Linked DNA regions of Homo sapiens: region 1 is linked to region 2. The links are chromatin contacts, found by Hi-C or POLR2A ChIA-PET in ENCODE. All regions are on one chromosome and are shown on one strand. The core of a region is the stretch at or near the end of the contact, and the rest is flanking DNA. Distances in the headings are between cores, read along the strand shown.

Region 1 (4,333 bases), core at 605-3,104, 200 kb before region 2:
AATTGAAAGCAAATAAACGACAACTGAAGACCCACATCCCATAAATGAGTTCTACGCACCCATAATCTTCTTCCCAATATAACTAAAATGATGTGATTGTCATAAAATAGTGTTACTTAGTAATAGGCTCTACACAACAAGTATTGCCATTAAAGCTTGGCATAGTCTCAATTCAACATTAAGTGCTGGATTAAAAAAATAATACAATTGGCCAAGCGTGGTGGCTTTCACCAGTAATCTGGGCACTTTGGGAGGCCAAGGCAGGTGAATCAGAAGAATCCCTTGAGCCCAGGAGGTTGAGGCAGTGAGCCAGGATCGTGCTACTGTGCTCCGGCCTGGATGAGAGAGAGAGACCTTGTCTCAATAATAATAATAATAAAATCAACTACATCCTCTCCATTGGTAAAAACAATGATGAGGTTTCTCTGGCAAGTATGATGACCCTGGGAGACAGACACCAAGAAAGAACACTGGCGGAAGCTACCATCACTGGATTCCAAGGACTCCAGGGGATGTGCTTCCTGAGACCCAAGGTAGTCACCATGGTTTTGCCTGGAATGAACATTTTCCCTTTTGCTCTACTCCCAACAGGACCATGGCTAAACTTGCACCTGGGACTGTGAGGCAGTGGTTTCCAAATTTGGCTGCACATGAGAATTACCTGGGGAGGTTTTTTAAAATCTCCATGACCATGTGGCACTCCAGACCAATGAAATCAGAATCTCTGCTTGTGACACCTGAGCATCAGTAGTTTTTAATGCTTCCCAGGTGATTATAATGTGCACTGATTTTGGGCGTCTGAATCAGTTGACAATGTAATACAGCTTTTTGAAACTGGGACATGTGGTGGCTCACGCCTGTAATCCCAGCACTTTGGGAGGCCGAGGAGGGTGGATCACGAGGTCAGGAGATCGAGACCATCCTGGCTAACACGGTGAAACCCCGTCTCTACTAAAAGAAAAATACAAAAAAATTAGCCAGGCGCGGTGGCTGCCGCCTGTAATCCCAGCTACTCCGGAGGCTGAGGTGGGAGAATGGTGTGAACCCGGGAGGCGGAGCTTACAGTGAGCCGAGATCGTGCCACTGCACTCCAGCCAGGGCGACAGAGCGAGACTCTGTCTCAAAAAAAGAAAAAAAAAAAAAAAAAAGAAACTGGGACATGTGCATTTTTACCAGGTCTGGTGTGAAGAAATATCAGGGACAGGCAACGAAGATGCCTTCAGATGACAGAGCGTATTCTCTGTGAGCCAGTTTACTTAGAATGTCCTTTCAGGAAAATGCCATTGATACCTTGAATTGGGGTATTTTCCAGTCTGCTAAAGGATACCCAGGGGGTTTCTAACATGGCCAAGAATTAGTAAAGCACAAGAGTGCAGAGTGGGGTTCTTTAGTAGTTGTGCAGAAAAAAATGAAAATAAAAATTTAAATATCACGAGACATGAAAGAGAAGCTACTTCCAGTATGCAGTCGAGTGTGAAAATTCAATTACAAGAAGCAAGAAAGTAAGCCGGTGGCTCACGCCTGTAATCCCAGCACTTTGGGAGGTCGAGGCAGCAGGATGGTTTGAGGCCAGGAGTTCAAGACCAGCCTGGGCAACATAGCAAGTCCCTGTCTCTACAAAAAAAAAAAAAACTTTTTAAAGAAAAATACAAAAAAGAAAGAAAGTAGTCATTCATTTAGTAGTTTCCTAGGAGGCAAAATTATTTACTTCTCAACTCTGCCAGTAGTTATAATAATGTTTAAACCGGCTGCCAGGAGGCATTTAAAAATTAACTATCCTACAAATTGTTTTGACATACAGGCACCTACGACACATATTCTCATCCACCCTAAAATCAAAGTTTGCAAGACTGGGAATATGTTTAGCAGGAAACAAAGTGAATCATACTGAAACTTGAAAAATAGCACACTAATGTGTCACCTTTACATTGAGAAGCAAAGTGAATCATTTGCTAATGTTTGATTTTTAGTACCAGAGGTCAGGTAATTTTTATCTGAGGTCAGTCTTTTTTTGATCTCTTAACTAGAAAATAGCAAGTTGAGTTTACCACCCAGAGGATCTTTTAATAATGAAGCAAATTTCTGCCTTCACGTAATTTTTTTGTTGTTTTTTTTTGAGACAGAGTTTCACTCTTGTTGCCCAGGCTGGAGTACAATGGCATGATCTCGGCTCACTGCAACCTCCGCCACCCAGGTTCAAGCGGTTCTCCTGCCTCAGCCTCCCGAGAAGCTGGGATTACAGACGTGCATCACCATGCCCAGCTACTTTTTGTATTTTTAGTAGAGGCAGGGTTTCTTTCACCATGTTGGCCAGGCTGGTCTAACTCCTGACCTCGGGTGATCCACCCGCCTCGGCCTCCCAAAGTGCTGAGATTACAGGCAGGAACCACGGAGCCCAGCCTCATATAATTCTGTATACACATAAACTTTCCAAGCTCAGGTTGTAGGGCACAAAGCCTTAGGTTAGAAGCCCTGGGTTGGGATCCTAGCTCTGCTAGGTACTGGTAGGTGACCCTGGATAATGACTTAACCTCCCTACACCTCAGTTTTATCAAGTTTAATATAGGATTGATGATGGTGGTGGTGATGATAATGATGATGATGAAGATAATTGTTTCCAAAGTACTTAGCTCTATTCCTGCCATAGGTAAACATTCAATAGATGATAATCATTCCTCTAGCCATATTCTCTTTATAAATTGCCTAAAAGACTCAAAGAAAGGGCAGGCATGTTGGCTTATGCCTGTAACCCCAGCACTTTGGGAGGCAAGGGGATCACTTGAGCCCAGGAATTTGAGACCAACCTGGGCAACATGGAGAAACCCCGTCTCTACAAAAAATGCAAAAATTAGCTGGATATGGTGGTGTGTGCCTGTAGTCCCAGCTACTCAGGAGGCTGAAGTGAGAGGATTATCTAAGCCTGGGAGGTTGAGGCTGCTGAGAGCCATGATCACGCCTCTGCACTCTACCCTGGGTGACAGACCAAGAACCTGTCTCAAAAAAAAGACCCAAAGAAATATCCCTGCTTATGATCACTTGTTATGTAAAGATTGCATAGAAATAGATTAAATGTTTGGGCATTAATTTAAAAACATGTGGTTTCATTTGGAAATGCACTATTCTGAATCTTAATTCTTGATTTTGATCCCTCAGCTGGGCCTGCTCTCCTTCCAAAGTTGGACTCCTCTCTCTCAGTTACTCTCGTGCCCTTTCTCTGGTAAAAAATTAAAAATACACAGAGTAAACAGAGTACAAATTATTGGTTTATTTTTAAACTTTACAGGTTCCCTCGGAGACATAATCATTTCCCGTAAGCATGTCAGCTCAAGCTTGCTTTTCCTGGCTCTCTGCTGCCACCACCATTCCCACAATCCAAGCTCCTTGGAACCTCACACTTCCCCATTTTCAGTGCCATCGGGGGCTGCCCTCTGGGACAGTCATTATTTCAGTTCCATTTCTCAGTCTTTCTGTCTGCCTCCTACTCCTCCATCAATTCGTGGTGCTGACATTTCAAATAGTTTTGTACATGTCCAAATACAGGGAGGCCCCCTCGTTAGTAAATTTTATTTTATGTTTTTTGTTTGTTTGTTTGTTTGTTTGAGACGGAGTCTCGCTCTGTCGCCCAGGCTGGAGTACAGTGGCGTGATCTCCACTCACTGCAAGCTCCACCTCCCGGGTTCATGCCATTCTCCTGCCTCAGCCTTCCGAGTAGCTGGGACTACAGGCGCCCGCCACCACGCCCGGCTAATTTTTTTGTATTTTTAGTAGAGATGGGGTTTCACTGTGTTAGCCAGGATGGTCTCGATCTCCTGACCTCGTGATCCGCCTGCCTCAGCCTCCCAAAGTGCTGGGATTACAGGCGTGAGCCACCGCACCCGGCTTATTTTATGTTTTAATTTATTTTTTTGAGATAGAGTCTTACTTTGTTGCCTAGGCTGGAGTGCAGTGGCCACGATCTCAGCTCACTGCAATCTTTGCCTCCTGCATTCAAGCCATCCTCCAGCCTCAGCCTCCCAAGTAACTGGGATTGCAAGCATGTGCCATCATGCCCAGCTAATTTTTGTATTTTTATTAGAGATGGGGTTTCACCATGTTGCCCAGGCTGGTCTTGAACTCCTGACCTCAAGTGATCCACCTGCCTCAGCCTCCCAAAGTGCTGGGATTACAGGCATGAGCCACCGTCTCTGGCCTCATTACTAAATTTTAATCACTCTCTCGTACACTAGAAGAGACATACCTAGGACTTTATAAACACCTAAATCTCAAAGTTTTCAAATATTGCCTTTCCTCATTTCTCCCTGTTCTCTTTTCTGAAAACCTAATTATATGTATT
Region 2 (4,337 bases), core at 1,804-4,303:
AGGAACAAAGTGAGACCCAGTTTCTACAAAAGTAAAAAGTAAAAAACTTAGCCAGGCACATACCTGTAGTCCCACTTACTTGGGAGCCTGAGGCAGAAGGAAGGCTTGAGCCCAGGAGTTTGAGGCTGCTTCAGCCTGGGCAACACAGTGAGACTCTGTCTCAAAACAAAACAAAAACAGAAAGAAAAATAAAAAAATAGACATTATGAATCTGCTAGGAACATTAGAATCATTACTTTTCTGGTTTCTTTATACTAGTAGAGTTGGAAACTCTACATCAGAACCCAGTGGCTCCAGAATGTGGTAATTCCAGCAAAATTATTACTAGAGTTTTATCACTTCAGCATAAACTGTTTTGATAAAAAACACACAAAGGAAAGTGATGAATTCCCATTATAGGTTGAAATAGACAACAGGAAAAAAAGCTTTGATGTAGAAACAGTAAGACTACAAATAGGTCTATCACTCCTAACTATACCTAACCCAGCATCCCAGTTCATTTATCACAAATGTTAGACATTAAATACTGGGCACAGCTTGTCTGACGATGTCCTCTTATTTCTACAATTGTTTTTTTAAGTAATGGCATTTGTCTTAGAAATAATCATTGCTCTGATATGGCTATTTATCTCTAAGAGTAAAAAGGACAAATTATGGCAGGGTCTATATTCCTACATATTCACAACTAGCTGTAGGATAGTTATAGCCATATGTATTCTGAGAAGTGCCTCAGAGAGGCCTCATGATCCATTTTTGGGGATTCCTATTGAAGGCAGGAGTTCAAAAGTAACGTGTTTAATTTGTGGATTTAGGCTGACATATCTACTACATTACACATTTCTAAAAGGTAAGTCACCACGTGCTTAACTCTATATTTTTCCCAACACCTAGCTCAAGTGCTGGTACAATCAGTACTCGGTGAACTGAATGAATAAAACAGTGCTATGGGGCTGAATTTTGTGTCCCCCTTCCCAAATTCCTACGTTGAAGTCCTAATCCCCAGAATCGCAGAATGTAACCACATTCAGAGACAGACTCTTTAAGGAATTAGGGTAAAATGAGATAATATGAGTAAGCCCTCATCTTTGACTGATGTCCTTATAAGAAGAGATTAGGACATGGACACACTCAGAAGAGCGAGCTTGTAGAAGGCGCAAGGAAAAGACAGCTATCTACAAACCAAGGAAAGGCATTGGAAGAAATCAACACTGCTGACACCTTGATCGTGGCCTGCGAGCCTCCATGAACTGTGAGAAACTCATTTCTGGTGTCTAAGCCACCTAGTCTGTGGGACTTTTTTATGGCAGTCCTAGCAAACTCATACAAACAGTAACTACATTTTTTGTTAGTTTTCTGAAATTTAAAATGTGAAACGACATTAAAAAATTTTTCAGAAGTAGATAAGGCATTTTTACCCTTCATCAGAAACATTCTCACCACTTACTCAATGTCTTTACGTTGCAGTGAGGTATGATCATGTGGCTTTTAGGAGAAAACATAAGCACTCCAATACTGTGTACAGATCTTCAAGATCATAACCTTAGCAGCACTTGGAAGTCTGAAACTGCAACACCTGGGTGCAATAGAGTGCACTGGACCAAGTCACAGAGACCTGGGCTTCCTTGCTGTTAACTGGAAATTGAACTAGGTGGTCTCTTGGGTCACTGACATGACTTAATGATGGTTATAACCCCTCTGCTGAGTAAATAAGCATTTCACAGTCAATCGAGTTTATAAAAGCCTAATATAGTCATACAGTTATTTTATCTTTTCCTGATAAAAATGCCTCATGTAAAAATACCTATTTATTTTCCCAGTATTTATGGAGACCACAGATTTTACAGGTAAGCCAGCAAAGATTAGTAGTGATTACCTAATTTTCTATTCCATTCAAAATAAATTCCCACTTCCAGGAGACTAAAATATACAATGAACGCTAAGTCTAGACTTCTGCAATCCAACAATTCTTTAAAGATCTGAGAAGTAAAACGTTTGTCTAAGGAAAAGGAATGTAGCATCAGCTAGTATCTGTGCTACCTTTTTAAAGAGGACACAAATTTGGTTTGAGATCACACCTTGTGTCTCAAAGTGTATGTATACTAATGCCGTAGGGAAGCCAAATACTGAACAAAACTGGAAATAGTGTTCCAACTGTAGTTTGGCACTGCACATATGGGGAGAAAGAGAGAAAGAAAAAGGAGAGTGAGTGTGCAAGCAAGAAAGCATGCCGCCATGCCCCTGCATTACGGGGCAGTGCCAGAGAAGGTGCATCATAGGAAGATTAGGAAAGCACTTTGCTCCTCAAAACGAGAATTATTCCTAAATGAAGACAGAGACAGTTAATAGATTTTGTGTTTTTCCCATTTTGAACATTGTTTGAATATGTGCTCACTATTCACTAACCATGACACGTTTAGATGGATGGCTATGGAAAAGAAAAGAAAATAGGACATCATTAGAATTACAGGTAAGACAAAGGGAAACCCAAAGTACAGACAAGAACACAGAAAAATTTTAAGAGAGTACAGATGTCATGACATTTATTAAAAGGCATGCTACAATGCTATATTTGTTAGGAAAAGAGATTAGAGATATCAAGTAATAGTCAGCAAATATACAAACTGAACGAAAATGGAATATACTGTAGTGTACAGAAGCTTGAATTAACCATGCACTACGCATTTAGAAAATATGTTTTTTAATATTTTATCTTCTCTTTGCATTTATAACATAATTCACTTCAACAATCACAGACTCCTTTTTTTCCAATGCCACAGACTGTTACAAATGAAAGCTGGTACTGCTGCTTATCCAAAATATACAAGACAATTGATGTTTTATATAAAACCACTTTATAAGTTCATTTGTTCCCAAAAACCTTTTTTTCTTTTTTGGCCTTGTTAAAAAAAATGTTGTTACAAATATTTACAGCATTTTCTTCTGTTAGACGAACATTCTTAAAAACTGAAAAGGGGAATTTTGATGAACAGACCACGTAAAACACCAGACAATGTCAGAGGCTCCTAGCTGTGCTATTTTTTTTTTCTTAGATACAGTACTGAAAATGCCCATCAAACTCGTCATCCTAATCCATTCTGTTCACACTGAAACTCACATTTTCTCTAAGTAGTCTATTCAGCAGTAGAAATTGAAAGTAAAGGCCGCTCTGCACTGGTTCTTCTTTCAGAAAGGAGCTTGGGGAAAATGCAAAATGCTTTACAGAGAGGAGTTAAAACCACAACAGTCAGTCTTTGGTCAGAGCAATGAGGTGACACTTTGATGCAAAACTTTGCTTGGTCAGCAATCTTTATAACTGGTACTTTCTGGATATGGGATGAATTTTTAAAAGATCTGGGAAACAACAGTAAGGGGGAAAAAAGGCCAGAGTATGATTTTTTTAATGGCATCAAAAAAATAGCTATTTAAATATTTGTTATTACAACTACTACATAGATCCAAGAAGTGAAAATAATACAACAACAAATCAGTTGACAATGCTGATTTAAGCATGCCATAGGCATCTTTCAATTATGACTATGATCACCAAGGTCACTGGACCAGACAAATATCCCTGTTCTCTGGAACATATGCCTCAGGTTACAAAAACTAAGGAAACTACCACAAAGATTTTGAGCAGCTCTATTCTTGGACCTGCACAATGCTCTACAATGAATATTATGTGATAAAGGCAAAAGTGTAACTGAGACTTTATTTATAGTTACAATTCTTTGCTTGGATGAATAGTTGGTGGGACAACATTCTTTTAAAACTATATAGTACATATTTCCTGAAAACCAGAATACTGATACTACTTTAGTCTCAAATAGGAAGAAAAGGTCAATTAAGACTACTGAAGAAGGCACATAAACTTTGGTCCTGTTTTTTCTCCCACTATAAAACCCCTCAAACTAAGATTTTAATAATTTTCTATATTTTAAACCACTCACAACTAGCTGTTAAAATTTGCTCTGAAAAAAGACTGCTAATAGTCTTGTAGATAACAACACAACTCTTTTAAAAGACAGCTGAGTTATATTTTCAAATTTTGTGCAATCTAAATTGTATTTCTTTCAGCACAATAGTAGAGTATTTTGAGTCTGGCAGTTTTGTTCTCATTAACAGATCAAGACAAAGGAAAGGCTAAGAAAAATGCTTTACGCATCGTCACGCTGTCTCTTTTTGGTTTTAAAAATAGCAGTACACATTAGGTTTTCTAAGGGATAGGTGGGGAAAAACACATGTACTTTTGTCAATTTTTTGTCCAAAAATATCTCGTGGGAACAGAAGAGAAACTGCATGACAATATGCTAAACATGTAAGCACTGCTGACTGATGGC

The links. Hi-C counts contacts between places; a loop is a spot of excess contacts on that map. ChIA-PET counts read pairs that join two places held with the same protein, here RNA polymerase II (POLR2A). Pooled maps may share reads with other maps.
Region 1: a loop to region 2 is called in a pooled map, with 4 times the contacts of the local background. The contact joins two enhancer-like sites. A Hi-C loop is called at or near these places in 5 of 37 single-sample maps with no recorded cell type and 4 of 50 pooled maps. POLR2A ChIA-PET finds 5 or more read pairs at or near these places in 3 of 52 experiments (BJ, activated B cell and activated T-cell).

What each region holds. Positions count from the first base shown.
Region 1 is chr9:112,019,002-112,023,334 of GRCh38, forward strand. No RefSeq gene overlaps it. Among named protein-coding and RNA genes, the nearest start is that of LINC02977, 19 kb to the right of the region's middle. Within about 2 kb of position 1,855, at least 7 of the 41 ENCODE cell types and tissues checked have a DNase peak (open chromatin) inside an H3K27ac peak, as active enhancers do.
Region 2 is chr9:112,215,923-112,220,259 of GRCh38, forward strand. It overlaps PTBP3 (polypyrimidine tract binding protein 3), which reads right to left. Exons shown (of 14, transcript NM_001163788.4): 14 at 2,513-4,337. Among named protein-coding and RNA genes, the nearest start is that of SUSD1, 43 kb to the left of the region's middle. RefSeq lists an enhancer at 3,232-3,281. Within about 2 kb of position 3,054, at least 2 of the 41 ENCODE cell types and tissues checked have a DNase peak (open chromatin) inside an H3K27ac peak, as active enhancers do.